Linked DNA regions of Homo sapiens: region 1 is linked to region 2. The links are chromatin contacts, found by Hi-C or POLR2A ChIA-PET in ENCODE. All regions are on one chromosome and are shown on one strand. The core of a region is the stretch at or near the end of the contact, and the rest is flanking DNA. Distances in the headings are between cores, read along the strand shown. Region 1 overlaps EGFR (epidermal growth factor receptor). Region 2 overlaps EGFR (epidermal growth factor receptor).

Evidence for each region. A loop is a pair of places that touch in the nucleus more often than their neighbours do. ChIA-PET counts read pairs that join two places held with the same protein, here RNA polymerase II (POLR2A). Pooled maps may share reads with other maps.
Region 1: a loop to region 2 is called in a map of PC-9, with 2.0 times the contacts of the local background. The contact joins two enhancer-like sites. A Hi-C loop is called at or near these places in 5 of 168 maps with a recorded cell type or tissue (Calu3, PC-9, astrocyte of the cerebellum and 2 more), 1 of 37 single-sample maps with no recorded cell type and 2 of 50 pooled maps. POLR2A ChIA-PET finds 5 or more read pairs at or near these places in 3 of 52 experiments (HepG2, MCF 10A and activated CD4-positive, alpha-beta T cell).

What each region holds. Positions count from the first base shown.
Region 1 is chr7:55,190,054-55,196,911 of GRCh38, forward strand. It overlaps EGFR (epidermal growth factor receptor), which reads left to right. Exons shown (of 28, transcript NM_005228.5): 21 at 1,666-1,821; 22 at 2,713-2,788. Among named protein-coding and RNA genes, the nearest start is that of EGFR-AS1, 4.5 kb to the left of the region's middle. RefSeq lists an enhancer at 2,031-2,916. Within about 2 kb of position 4,603, at least 2 of the 41 ENCODE cell types and tissues checked have a DNase peak (open chromatin) inside an H3K27ac peak, as active enhancers do.
Region 2 is chr7:55,154,276-55,159,685 of GRCh38, forward strand. It overlaps EGFR (epidermal growth factor receptor), which reads left to right. Exons shown (of 28, transcript NM_005228.5): 8 at 1,555-1,671; 9 at 2,258-2,384; 10 at 2,484-2,557; 11 at 3,388-3,478. Among named protein-coding and RNA genes, the nearest start is that of EGFR-AS1, 32 kb to the right of the region's middle. RefSeq lists enhancers at 1,726-2,298, 1,879-3,078. Within about 2 kb of position 2,921, at least 7 of the 41 ENCODE cell types and tissues checked have a DNase peak (open chromatin) inside an H3K27ac peak, as active enhancers do.

The DNA of each region.
Region 1 (6,858 bases), core at 3,353-5,852, 37 kb after region 2:
GAGACCCAGGCTGCCAGAGTAGCAGGGAGTCTGGGCCAGTCCTCTTTTGGGAAGCGCTTCCTCGGCTTCTGCCCCCCCTCTCCTCTCCCTTTCCACCCACCATCCTGACATAATACTTCCTAATCTGGAAGTGTTGTCCAGAGAAGAACCTGCTCATTTCCTCTTAAGTAGGCAGGGAAGCACTAACGTCCAGCAGCATCGGAAACCCGTAGGAGCGCTCTCGGCAGTGCAGGGTGAGGGGACAGTCCATGTAGTCATGAGACGTGGGTGTCAGGCAAGCGTCTCTTTTCCAAAAGAGAAAAACATTAAAGGCCTCACAAACGGCGCCCAAAGACTAATTCTGCATAGCATCTTTGCGAGACCCTAGGTTCTTATGATGACTGGTTTTGCCTGAGAAAGAAAAAATTTTAATTTTGCTCTGACATGCCAATTCAACAAATCATTTTCACATAATATTCATGCAAAAAAAAAACAATTTGCCAGAAAACTTGGGAATCCATCCACATCTACAGCTTTTCCCTGCAGTCACACTACAGTGGGATCCCTCCATACAGGAGCGGCAGAGTGGAGCAGGCTAGAGATGCCTGTTTGTTTCTGTTTGCTGCACCGCAGCAAGCATTTCTGTCGTGCCCACTCTGTACTAGAAAGTACATGAACATCAGCCATAAAGGGAACTAGAAAGGTGGCCCACCCTCTTGGTGGAGAGAGAAGAGAGTGTGGTAGAAACAATAATAAGAAGTCTGCAGAACTTGACCCCTCCCAGCCTCTCCCACCTGCCAGCCTGGCCCTTGCAGAGAGATGCAGGCTGCCATTCTTAGGCCAAAGCCTGGGACAGTTGGGCTCAGCAAGGTAGGCATCCGTCAAGCAAGGAGGAGCAGGGGTCAGCAGTGACCCCAGCAGCCAGCAGGGAGAAAGGTGCATGTGACAAGGACACCAGAGGCCGTGGGTCAGGATCAGCCAGGGTCAGGGTAGCATTTCTAGGAATTCACTCTGTTGGGCGCTGTGCTGGCTGCTTCTCACATATTATTCCTTTCTTACTCTCAGAGCAGAGATTTCAATTGCAGCGAGATTGTGGAGGCAGCCAGGGAGGTGGGGAGGGTGGTGTCTTCTAAAAGCATTTTCAGTATCCATGTGGTTTCAGTAATAATAATAATAATAAACCAGTGAAAAGTAAAACAGGACAAAAATCTTCATAGGCAGTGAACCATATCAGAGAGTCCAAGAAAGCACAATGAGAGTGTGGCTTAAAAACCCTGAACGACATTCCTTTGCACCAGCTTGGTGAGGAGGGCATGGTCCCCGCCACCCCCCACCCCCACTTTGCAGATAAACCACATGCAGGAAGGTCAGCCTGGCAAGTCCAGTAAGTTCAAGCCCAGGTCTCAACTGGGCAGCAGAGCTCCTGCTCTTCTTTGTCCTCATATACGAGCACCTCTGGACTTAAAACTTGAGGAACTGGATGGAGAAAAGTTAATGGTCAGCAGCGGGTTACATCTTCTTTCATGCGCCTTTCCATTCTTTGGATCAGTAGTCACTAACGTTCGCCAGCCATAAGTCCTCGACGTGGAGAGGCTCAGAGCCTGGCATGAACATGACCCTGAATTCGGATGCAGAGCTTCTTCCCATGATGATCTGTCCCTCACAGCAGGGTCTTCTCTGTTTCAGGGCATGAACTACTTGGAGGACCGTCGCTTGGTGCACCGCGACCTGGCAGCCAGGAACGTACTGGTGAAAACACCGCAGCATGTCAAGATCACAGATTTTGGGCTGGCCAAACTGCTGGGTGCGGAAGAGAAAGAATACCATGCAGAAGGAGGCAAAGTAAGGAGGTGGCTTTAGGTCAGCCAGCATTTTCCTGACACCAGGGACCAGGCTGCCTTCCCACTAGCTGTATTGTTTAACACATGCAGGGGAGGATGCTCTCCAGACATTCTGGGTGAGCTCGCAGCAGCTGCTGCTGGCAGCTGGGTCCAGCCAGGGTCTCCTGGTAGTGTGAGCCAGAGCTGCTTTGGGAACAGTACTTGCTGGGACAGTGAATGAGGATGTTATCCCCAGGTGATCATTAGCAAATGTTAGGTTTCAGTCTCTCCCTGCAGGATATATAAGTCCCCTTCAATAGCGCAATTGGGAAAGGTCACAGCTGCCTTGGTGGTCCACTGCTGTCAAGGACACCTAAGGAACAGGAAAGGCCCCATGCGGACCCGAGCTCCCAGGGCTGTCTGTGGCTCGTGGCTGGGACAGGCAGCAATGGAGTCCTTCTCTCCCTTCACTGGCTCGGTTTCTCTTAGGGACCCTCACAGCACTAAGGGGTGCGCGTCCCCTGTCAGGCCCTCGAATGCCCTCCCACAGCCAGGCCCCTCTGAGGTTTCACTCTGGCCTGCTTGGCTCCTAGCAGCCACCAACCCATGATGCTGGGCCCTGAAAACACACGCAGACCTGGATGAGTGAGGCCACTGGGCACAACCAGGGCTCCCAGCTCACCAGAGCAGCCTGGGACACAGAGGGTGCTCAGAAACCTACCAGAGCAGCCCTGAACTCCGTCAGACTGAAATCCCCTGTTGCCGGGAGGAGGCGCCGGGCCTGGGGGACGGGTCCTGGGGTGATCTGGCTCGTCTGTGTGTGTCACTCGTAATTAGGTCCAGAGTGAGTTAACTTTTTCCAACAGAGGGAAACTAATAGTTGTCTCACTGCCTCATCTCTCACCATCCCAAGGTGCCTATCAAGTGGATGGCATTGGAATCAATTTTACACAGAATCTATACCCACCAGAGTGATGTCTGGAGCTACGGTGAGTCATAATCCTGATGCTAATGAGTTTGTACTGAGGCCAAGCTGGCTTTTATTGTTAGTTAATTTACATTATATCCTCTGACATGCAAGTATTTTCTTTCGAGATAATGACTAATGATAATGTAATCATTGCTGTCTATCTATTGTACTGAGAAAACACGGCAGAGGAAATCGAGTCCAGCTGCCGTCCAAAAGTCACTGGAGATTGCAATGAGCTCGTCTGGCAGGGTGGGGGGTATGGGAGGGAAAGAGCTTAGGAAACGGCTCTCCCTGCAAAGTCCAACCAAACTTTAACGTTAACCAAACCATTAATGTTGCCATGAATTTGAAGTGAACCAGAGGGAGGTGGCAGAAGAAGCTTAATGGGGAATAGTTCCGGTAGAGAAATGAGGCTTAAGATGAACTACCCTGGCCCTTATGTGTCAGAGAGAACGGCTTGACAAACACACACTGAGGATGTCTGCAGGGATAAAAGAAGAAAGGGAGATGACCCTTGCTTCTCGCTCTCGGGAGGACCATCTGGTCCGGCCCTGGGGATTCTCTGTTTCCTCTTCTGAATCCCAGTGTTGCCCAGCACTGGCCTGTACCCATCCTCACGAGGGCCGCTCTCCTCACCCGGCCCTAGGTCCCTGCCCTGTCCTGAGCCTACAGGGGCCTCCCATGTTGAGAAAGTGTTGCTGACACATTGTCTCTGACCGCTGTGCCAGGCATTTTCTGCTGAATTACCGCACTTGGTCCTTGAATTTCACCCAGCAACTTACTGAAAGGCTGGAACCCATGAACCTACCCCTTCACTGAGGAAAATAAGTTACCCCAGCCATCTACAGCGACAGGAGCAAGGGAGGAGTCGCCTCACCTCTCTAGAAATGTGTATTTGAGGAGAACACTATTGAAATGAATTTCCAAGAATAATCTAGTCAGTATTACAAAAGCAAAATTATTTGGGATATCGTCCTTTTTTACTTAGTATTTTTTCTTTTTCCTATAGCATTATTAACTTTCTGATTTTCCAAATACATACACATTTTTAAATTTCCTGAGTCTTTATCTCTTCTGTTAAAATGTAAGATTTATGATACAAAGGCAGAGATTTGTGTCCATGAATAAGTGAAGTTTGGTGTGCACCTGTGAGCTGAGCCACCTCAATTAATGGAACAGATAAGGAAATAAAGGTCTGCTGATGCATTGTTATTTACAGCCATTTTCAGAATGTATCTCCTCTCCACGAGGGAACTGCAGGGTCCTGCCCCAAGCCATTTATTTTGTCCTCAAGCAGCCCGCCCCTCCCACTCCAGGCACAGCCCGGTCTCCTGCTGGTCTCCCCTCTTCCCACTTGCTCCCCCTCATCTATGCTCCAGACAGAGGCCACATATATTTTTTAACTTTTTTTTTTTTTTTTTTGAGACAGAGTCTTGCCCTGTCACCCAGGCTGGAGTGCAGTGGTGCAGTCTCGGCTCACTGCAACCTCCACCTCCCGGGTTCAAGTGATTCTCCTGCCTCAGCCTCCTGAGTAGCTGGGATTACAGGCGCACACCACCATGCCCAGCTAATTTTTTGTATCTCTAGTTGAGACAGGGTTTCACTATGTTGGCCAGGCTGGTCTCGAACTCCTGACCTCATGATCTGCCCGCCTCGGCCTCCCAAAGTGCATATTTTTTAACTTTATCAGACTTTTCATTCTCTGCTCAACATCTTTCTTTGGTCCTCCAGGTATGTTCAGATAAAACCTGAGCACCTGGCCATGACTGATGGGTTGCTGGGCCATCTGGCCCTGGCAACTCTCCCGTCCACCAGGTCCCCCTCCCGTCACGCTCCAGGCATAGCCTGTGTGTGCCAGCGCAATGCCCACACTCCATGCACAAGTGGAAGCCCTCTCAAAGTCAGTGGCTTAGTGCCTTGATGTGGTCACACCCATTCTCAGGAAGTCCGTTCCCACTGAAAACATTGTGTGTTTTCAACATCATTGAGGCTGCCACGGCAGATTATAATCACTGGCCTAGGCAGCCCACTGGAACTACCAGACCATGAGCCTGAATTTTTTGTTTAAAAATCATATCCTGTTTTCTCTACTCTCTAGTCTCTAGTCAAGGTGAATTATTCAATTTAATAAATTAGGGGCCTAGTGTGTTGTACCAAGGAGCTAAAAAGAGAGAACTCGCAACACCTTCCAGCCCATTCTCCACCTAACACTGGCTATACTGGCTCTCCTCTCTCTCGCTGTTTGTTCCAAAATCTAATAACCTGTCTTCCCACTAGAATTCATCATACATGTTTAAAAACCTAGTTAAATAGTAGTTAAACTGACTGCATAGATCTGGAAATGAGACAGTCTTTCTTTTACAAATCCATATAGACTATGAGTTGGGGGCAGGGGATGACACAAGAATCTATTTTCTTGCCCCCAAACCATTGCTTTCCTTCCAATGTTAAGCTTGTATTCTGTGTATTAATTCAGGTGGTTCCGTTTGGGAATGGCCTCTGTTACCCAGAGATGGGAGGGCCATCAGAACTCGGGGTTGTCTGAAAAAACACTGGTTCTAAAATTATCACTGCTTTCACTTGTTTTTAACCATCATAGTTGTTTGATTTTGAAGGAAAAACATGAGGGTTTTTATTCTATGCTTGTTATATCTATATTGTGGTTTCGTATTTTTTAGATTTTAGTACCTGACATTTTTTTAACTTTTATTTTAGGTTCAGGGGTACATGTGCAGGTTTGTTATATAGGTAAATTTGTGTCATGGGGGTTTGTTACACAGATTATTTTATCACCCAGGGATTAAGCCTAGTACCCATTAGTTATTTTTCCTGATCCTCTCCCTCCTCCCATCCTCCACCGTCCTATAGACCCCAGTGTGTGTTGTTCCCCTCTAAGTGTCCATGTGTTCTCATCATTTAGCTCCCACTTATAAGTAAGAACATGCGGTATTTGATTTTCTGTTCCTGCATTAGTTTGCTAGGGATGATGGCCTCTAGCTCCATCCATGTTCTTGCAAAGTACATGATCTCATTCTCTTTTGTGGCTGCCTAGTGTTCCATGGTGTATATGTACCACATTTTCTTTATCCAGTCTGTCATTGATGGGCATTTAGGTTGATTCCATGTCTTTGCTATTGTAAATAGTGCTGCAGTGAAAATACGCATGCATATGTCTTTATGGTAGAATGATTTATATTCCTTTGAGTAATGGGATTGCCGGGTCAAATGGTAGTTCTGTTTTTAGCTATCTGAGAAATTGCCACACTCTTTTCCACAATAATTGAACTAATTTACATTCCCACCAACAGTGTAAAAGCATTCCTTTTTCTCCACAACCTCACCAGCATGTGTTGGGATTTTTTTTTTTTTTTACTTTTCAATAATAGCCATCTGACTGGTATGAGATGGTATCTCAGTGTGGTTTTGATTTTTATTTCTTTAATGATCAGTGATGTTAAGCTCTTTTTCATATACTTGTTGGCTGCATGTATGTCTTCTTCTAAAAAGTGTCTGCTCATGTCCTTTGCCCACTTTTTAATGGGATTGTTTAATTTTTTCTTGTGAATTTACTTAAGTTCCTTATAGATGCTGGTTATTAGACCCTTCTCAGATTTGTAGCTTGCAAAAATGTTCACCCATTCTGTGGGTTGTCTTCACTCTGATGATAGTTTCTTTTGCTGTGCAGAAGATCTTCAGTTTAGTTAGATCCCATTTGTCAATTTTTGCTTTTGTTGCAATTGCTTGATGTGTTTTCATCATGAAATCTTAGCCCATTCCTATATCCAGAATGGTATTACCTAGGTTGTCTTCCAGGGTTTTTATAGTTTGGGGTTTTACATTTAAGTCTTTAATCCATGTTGAGTTTATTTTTGTGTATGGTGTAAGGAAGGAGTCCAGTTTCAATCTTCTTCATGGCTAGCTAGTCATCATTTATTGAGTAGGGAGTCCTTTATTCATTGCTTTTTTTTTTTTGTCAACTTTGTCAACGATCACATGGTTGTAGGTGTGCAGCCTTATTTCTGGGCTCTCTATTCTGTTTCATTGGTCTGTATGTCTGTTTCTGTACTAGTACCATGCTGTTTTGGTTAC
Region 2 (5,410 bases), core at 1,671-4,170:
GAGGCGACCCTGTGCCCGTCCAGGCACACAGGCGAGGGGAGGGGCTGGCTTGCTACCGAGGAGCGGGCAGGTGGTGGCCATCTCCACCCATGGGGGCTGCTCAGTGCACAGGGCAGATCTGGGTGGCCAGGCCACCTCACAGGAGAAACACCTGCTGCTCAGCCCTCACCACTCATCCAGCAGCCACAGCCGTGGGTATTCAGTTGTCTGCTGGGCACAAAGCCGTGGGCATGCCACTGTTTAGTGCTTGTGCCAAGCAGGTATTTAATACACCGAAATCAGAGAGTCTATCAGAAGACCTGCCTTCTTGAGTGGTTAAAATTCTAGTGAAAGTTATGCCTCTTAGGAGTATTGCAGAGGTTTTGTTTTTGTTTTTATTTTGTTTTGTTTTAATGGTTTGGGTTTGAGTTTTGCTTGTTTGTACTTACATTTGTACTGGTGGCTCCAGGGTTTAGGGAAATTGTGACATAAAATAATTCCTGACAGAGAAAGCAAAACTTTGTCTAATGAAAGAGTTTTAGAAGCCACTCTTGATCTCTAGAAGGGGAGATTAACTGAGAAAAAAAATTGAAAGAACAATTATGAGGGGGAGATTTTACCCTGCCAGATTTGTGTACATGAAAAATTTTACATTCCGTATGGAAAAAAAAAACACAAAATAATAAGCCATTATAAGGTAAATGACAAACAAAGCTAAAGAAAAATGTGCCACAGTGATGACACAGATATATCTTTGAGATAGGGCTTAACAGAGCTTTAAAATCCATAGGAAAACACTTCGAGCCTGAGATACCAAGAGCAGATGGTTCACAGAAGAATCATCAATGTCCTATAAATATTTTTGAGGATCTTCTTGGGGAACTTAAAACAGGAACAGGCCAGGCACAGTGGCTCATTGGCTCATGCCTTTAATCCCAGCACTTTGGGAGACTGAAGGGGCTGGATTGTCTGAGGTCAGGAGTTTGGGACCAGCCTGGCCAACAGGGTGAAACCTCGTCTCTACTAAAAATACAAAAATTAGCCGGGCGTGGTGGCGCACGCCTGTAATCACAGCCGCTCAGGAGGCTGAGGCAGGAGAATTGCTTTAACCCAGGAGGCGGAGGTTGCAGTGAGCTGAGATCACACCACTGCACTCCAGCCTGGGTGACAGAGCAAGACTCCATCTCAGACAAACAAAAAAGGAAGACATAGAGCTCCTAAAAATAACGCAGAAGTCTGCTATTAATACAAATGAATTACTTTAAAGGTGAGAGCAGGTGGAGGAGAGGGCTGAGGTGCCTGCTGGGACGCAAAACAGCTGGCCCCTCAAGGGACCCAGTGTTTCCTGCCATGATGAAACACCTGTATTGTCCACATTGCGGCCTAGAATGTTATTAAACTCTTGAACGGGATTCCTTCTCTATTTGCAACCTTTCATTCTTTGTCCTTAAAGTAAATAAAGCCAAAGGAGGATGGAGCCTTTCCATCACCCCTCAAGAGGACCTGGACCGCCTGTGTGAGGCCCGAGCACCTGGTGCCACCGTCATCACCTTCCTTTCATGCTCTCTTCCCCAGGTAATTATGTGGTGACAGATCACGGCTCGTGCGTCCGAGCCTGTGGGGCCGACAGCTATGAGATGGAGGAAGACGGCGTCCGCAAGTGTAAGAAGTGCGAAGGGCCTTGCCGCAAAGGTAGGAAGCCCGCCGGTGTGCGGACGAGGCTTGTTCTCGGCTGCTGAGGCTGGGCTCTCATGCCACCTCCAAAGGAACACATCTTCCTCTTCTCATTAAAAAACAACTATACATATCGTTTCTTTAAAACAGAAGATAAAGCTGTAAAGCTAGGTTAGGCAATGGGAAGGCACTGAAGGTTGTGACGGGGTGGGGGGCTCTGATGAGAACAGTCACAGAGCCAGCCCCGCTCAGCAGCTGCCAGGTGCCCAGCCCTGGGGAGAATCCAGGGAAGGCAGAGCTGGAAGCAGTGCAGCTCCAAGCGGCCCATGGGAAATAATGAGGAGAACGCAAGGTCAGTGTGAGGTGACAGGGATGGCATCTCCTACACCGCCGTAGCCCCAAAGTGTACTATAGGTCCTGGTGTCCCCCCTTCCCGCCTGCACTCTCCCCAGCCCCTTCAGTGTTTGTTGAGTGAATGAAGGATGATGTGGCAGTGGCGGTTCCGGTGACCGGAATTCCTTCCTGCTTCCCTCTGCCTGTGGATCCCTAGCTATTCTTAATCCAACAAATGTGAACGGAATACACGTCTCTCTTATCTCTGCAGTGTGTAACGGAATAGGTATTGGTGAATTTAAAGACTCACTCTCCATAAATGCTACGAATATTAAACACTTCAAAAACTGCACCTCCATCAGTGGCGATCTCCACATCCTGCCGGTGGCATTTAGGGGGTGAGTCACAGGTTCAGTTGCTTGTATAAAGAAAAACAAAATCTGCCTTTTTAACTGGTAGAGATTGGTGATCAATAATCACCCTGTTGTTTGTTTCAGTGACTCCTTCACACATACTCCTCCTCTGGATCCACAGGAACTGGATATTCTGAAAACCGTAAAGGAAATCACAGGTTTGAGCTGAATTATCACATGAATATAAATGGGAAATCAGTGTTTTAGAGAGAGAACTTTTCGACATATTTCCTGTTCCCTTGGAATAAAAACATTTCTTCTGAAATTTTACCGTTAATGGCTGATGTTTTGATATTTTTCAAAAGTGCAGTTTCTCCTGCAGGCAAAAGGGGACACGTTAAGTCCAGGCTTGGGTCATTCACTGCGGTGTAAACACGCTTTCTCCCTCCCGCCCGGCCCCAGCCAGCTGCCTTGGTGGCCCATAACCCCTGAGGGTAGAGGGAGGGGACAGGGGTAGGTGACAGGCAGCCTGGGCCTCAGGCTTTTGAAACTGGACGCCAGAGCCTTGTGGGGCCACGGGCAAGCCTCGGGTCTATGACTGCCGCCTGAGCTCCGCTTCCTTCCTCTCTAAAATGGGAAGATTAGACCAAAATAACAAGACTGTTTTAAGGTTGGAATCAAATAAGGAAAATTTGTAAAGCTCCTTGTATGTGATACCAGATCCACAATTGGCAGATAATCGCAGCAGGAGCCTCTTCGGGGTAATCAGATACGCGGCGCAGCAGGGGTCTCAGGGCCACAGCCAGGGGGGCGGCGGGAGACATGCGGAATCGCAGCGGAAGGCGGGAGGCAGCTGTGAACTGTGGCTCGGCCTGCGTCCGCCCTGCGCATGTACACTCAGAGAAGATGATAATGAAAAAGAAAGCAAATCCAATTTTCCCACTTACTGTTCATATAATACAGAGTCCCTGAGAGTCTAGAGTAATGTCTCATACAAAAAAGAAACTCCTACGTGGTGTGTGTCTGAAGTCTTTCATCTGCCTTACAGGGTTTTTGCTGATTCAGGCTTGGCCTGAAAACAGGACGGACCTCCATGCCTTTGAGAACCTAGAAATCATACGCGGCAGGACCAAGCAACAGTAAGTTGACCACAGCCAAAGCCTGGTAGATTACATTTGCCTTTTTAGTTGGAAATTAGGCTTAACAGGAGAGTTGCTAAGATAGGGCACAGAGCTCCTGCATCTCTCGCCGGCATTCCCAAATGCTATCTCACATGAGCAGGCACAGGGAGCAAGACTGCACGACCACTGGCACAGGCTGTCCGCTAAACCACAGACTTCTCAGCGCTCGCCAGTGCTTCTGCTTCTGTGTCCACTCCAGATCCCACATTGCACTTAGTTGTCAAATCTTTTCAGTCCATTTCTAACCTATATTAGCTCCTGTGTCTTTCCTTGTCTTTCACGGCCTTGACACTTACAAAACGTGTGGGTCAGGTACTTTGCACACTGTCTAACCATGTCTGTTCAGCTGGTGTTTTCTCAGGATGCAATTGAGGTTATGCACATCTTATCACAGGGACCAGAGAGACTTTTTAGCACCACTCTTCAAGAATTTCCACTTTTTCAGCTTTGACAGTGGAATAGACATGCAGGTGCTCACACACAAGCATCTTTAATATGGTAATGGTAATCATCAGTTTAGTGGTGTGGAGGAGGAGATGGGAATCTCTTAGTGAAACCCGCCTTGGAAGCAGCCTCGTTATGAGAACTGCTGCCCCTACTTGACTCTTAAAGCACTAGATAATACTGTGCAACATTAAAGAGAATAAGAGTGCGTGAAATATGCATTGCCTCCCATAAACTCCCTTGGCTCTGAATCTCTGATACTAAATATGTGGCTACCGTTGCTTCCCAGAAAGGCCTTTTTGCTCTGAATTCTCTGGAATGCTTTCTTTGACCAAGATTCTTATAAAAATAAGAGATTTAGAGCAATTTTCTTGGATGGCTGGTATGAGCCAGTTGGCTTAGTTGTAGGGATTTAAACAAGATAAGGGTTACTTACTTTTCACATTTAATGAGAAGTCTGGTGATTCCAGCTCCTACTGAGACAGGGTGGCCACACGTTCCAGGGTGTGACTCACTGAGGCCCCAGACCTGCCCTGCAAGGAAAACCTGGCTCTGCCCTGGTGTCCTGGCCTCCCTGGGCATATGTGGGGGAGAATTCCTAATGGTATTGGTTACAGGCTCCTATGCGAGACCACTCATCTGTGTAGGAGAAAGGAAAAAGATGGGGGAAAGAAGAGCAGCAGGGAGAGGAGAAGCCTCTGGATGATACTCTAACCCCCTGCCATCCAACACCTGAACATCAGTCTCTTCATCCAGTGCTCTCAGCTGGCCCAGCCCCCAGCCTGGGGTCAGATGAGAGCTTCCTGCAAATGCAGATCTCTTTCCTGTGGCTCCTTCTCAATTACAGACAGCTCCTCCACAAGGTGCACTCTGGCCTTGTGCTCCCTCCCCAAACCAGCCCAGCCCTCCCAGCCTGCATCATCGTGGTCCTGTAGGGGCTAGAGGTTCTCACACCCATCGTGGTCTGGCAGAGGCTGGTGGTTCTCACACCCATCGTGGTCCGGCAGGGGCTTAGTGGTTCTTATACCCATCGTGGTTCAGGAGGGGCTAGTGGTTCTCACACCCATCGTGGTCTGGCTGGGGCTAGTGGTTCTCATGTCCACCGCGTGCTTTCCTGCTCCTCCAGGTGGCTGAGGACATCCCCCCTTCGGTCTGAATGACTTCCATCCAGTCATCTGATATACACATTGGACCACCCAATAGCATCCTAGTGTCATGTTGGATGGTGAAGAAAATGCCACAGTTACTGCTTTCAGGGCCTCACAACCTTGGGCATAGCTTTTTGGAGGAAGGCCCCACTTCCCAGGCATCCCTCCCAGACCTGGTCAGAGGCCCCTGCTCTTTGCTTCCATGTTGCCCACACTCACTGTGCTCTTCACACCGGCTCAAAATGATCTGCTTACGGGGTTGTGTCACCACCAGATCAAGCGTCCTGGAGAGGAGGAA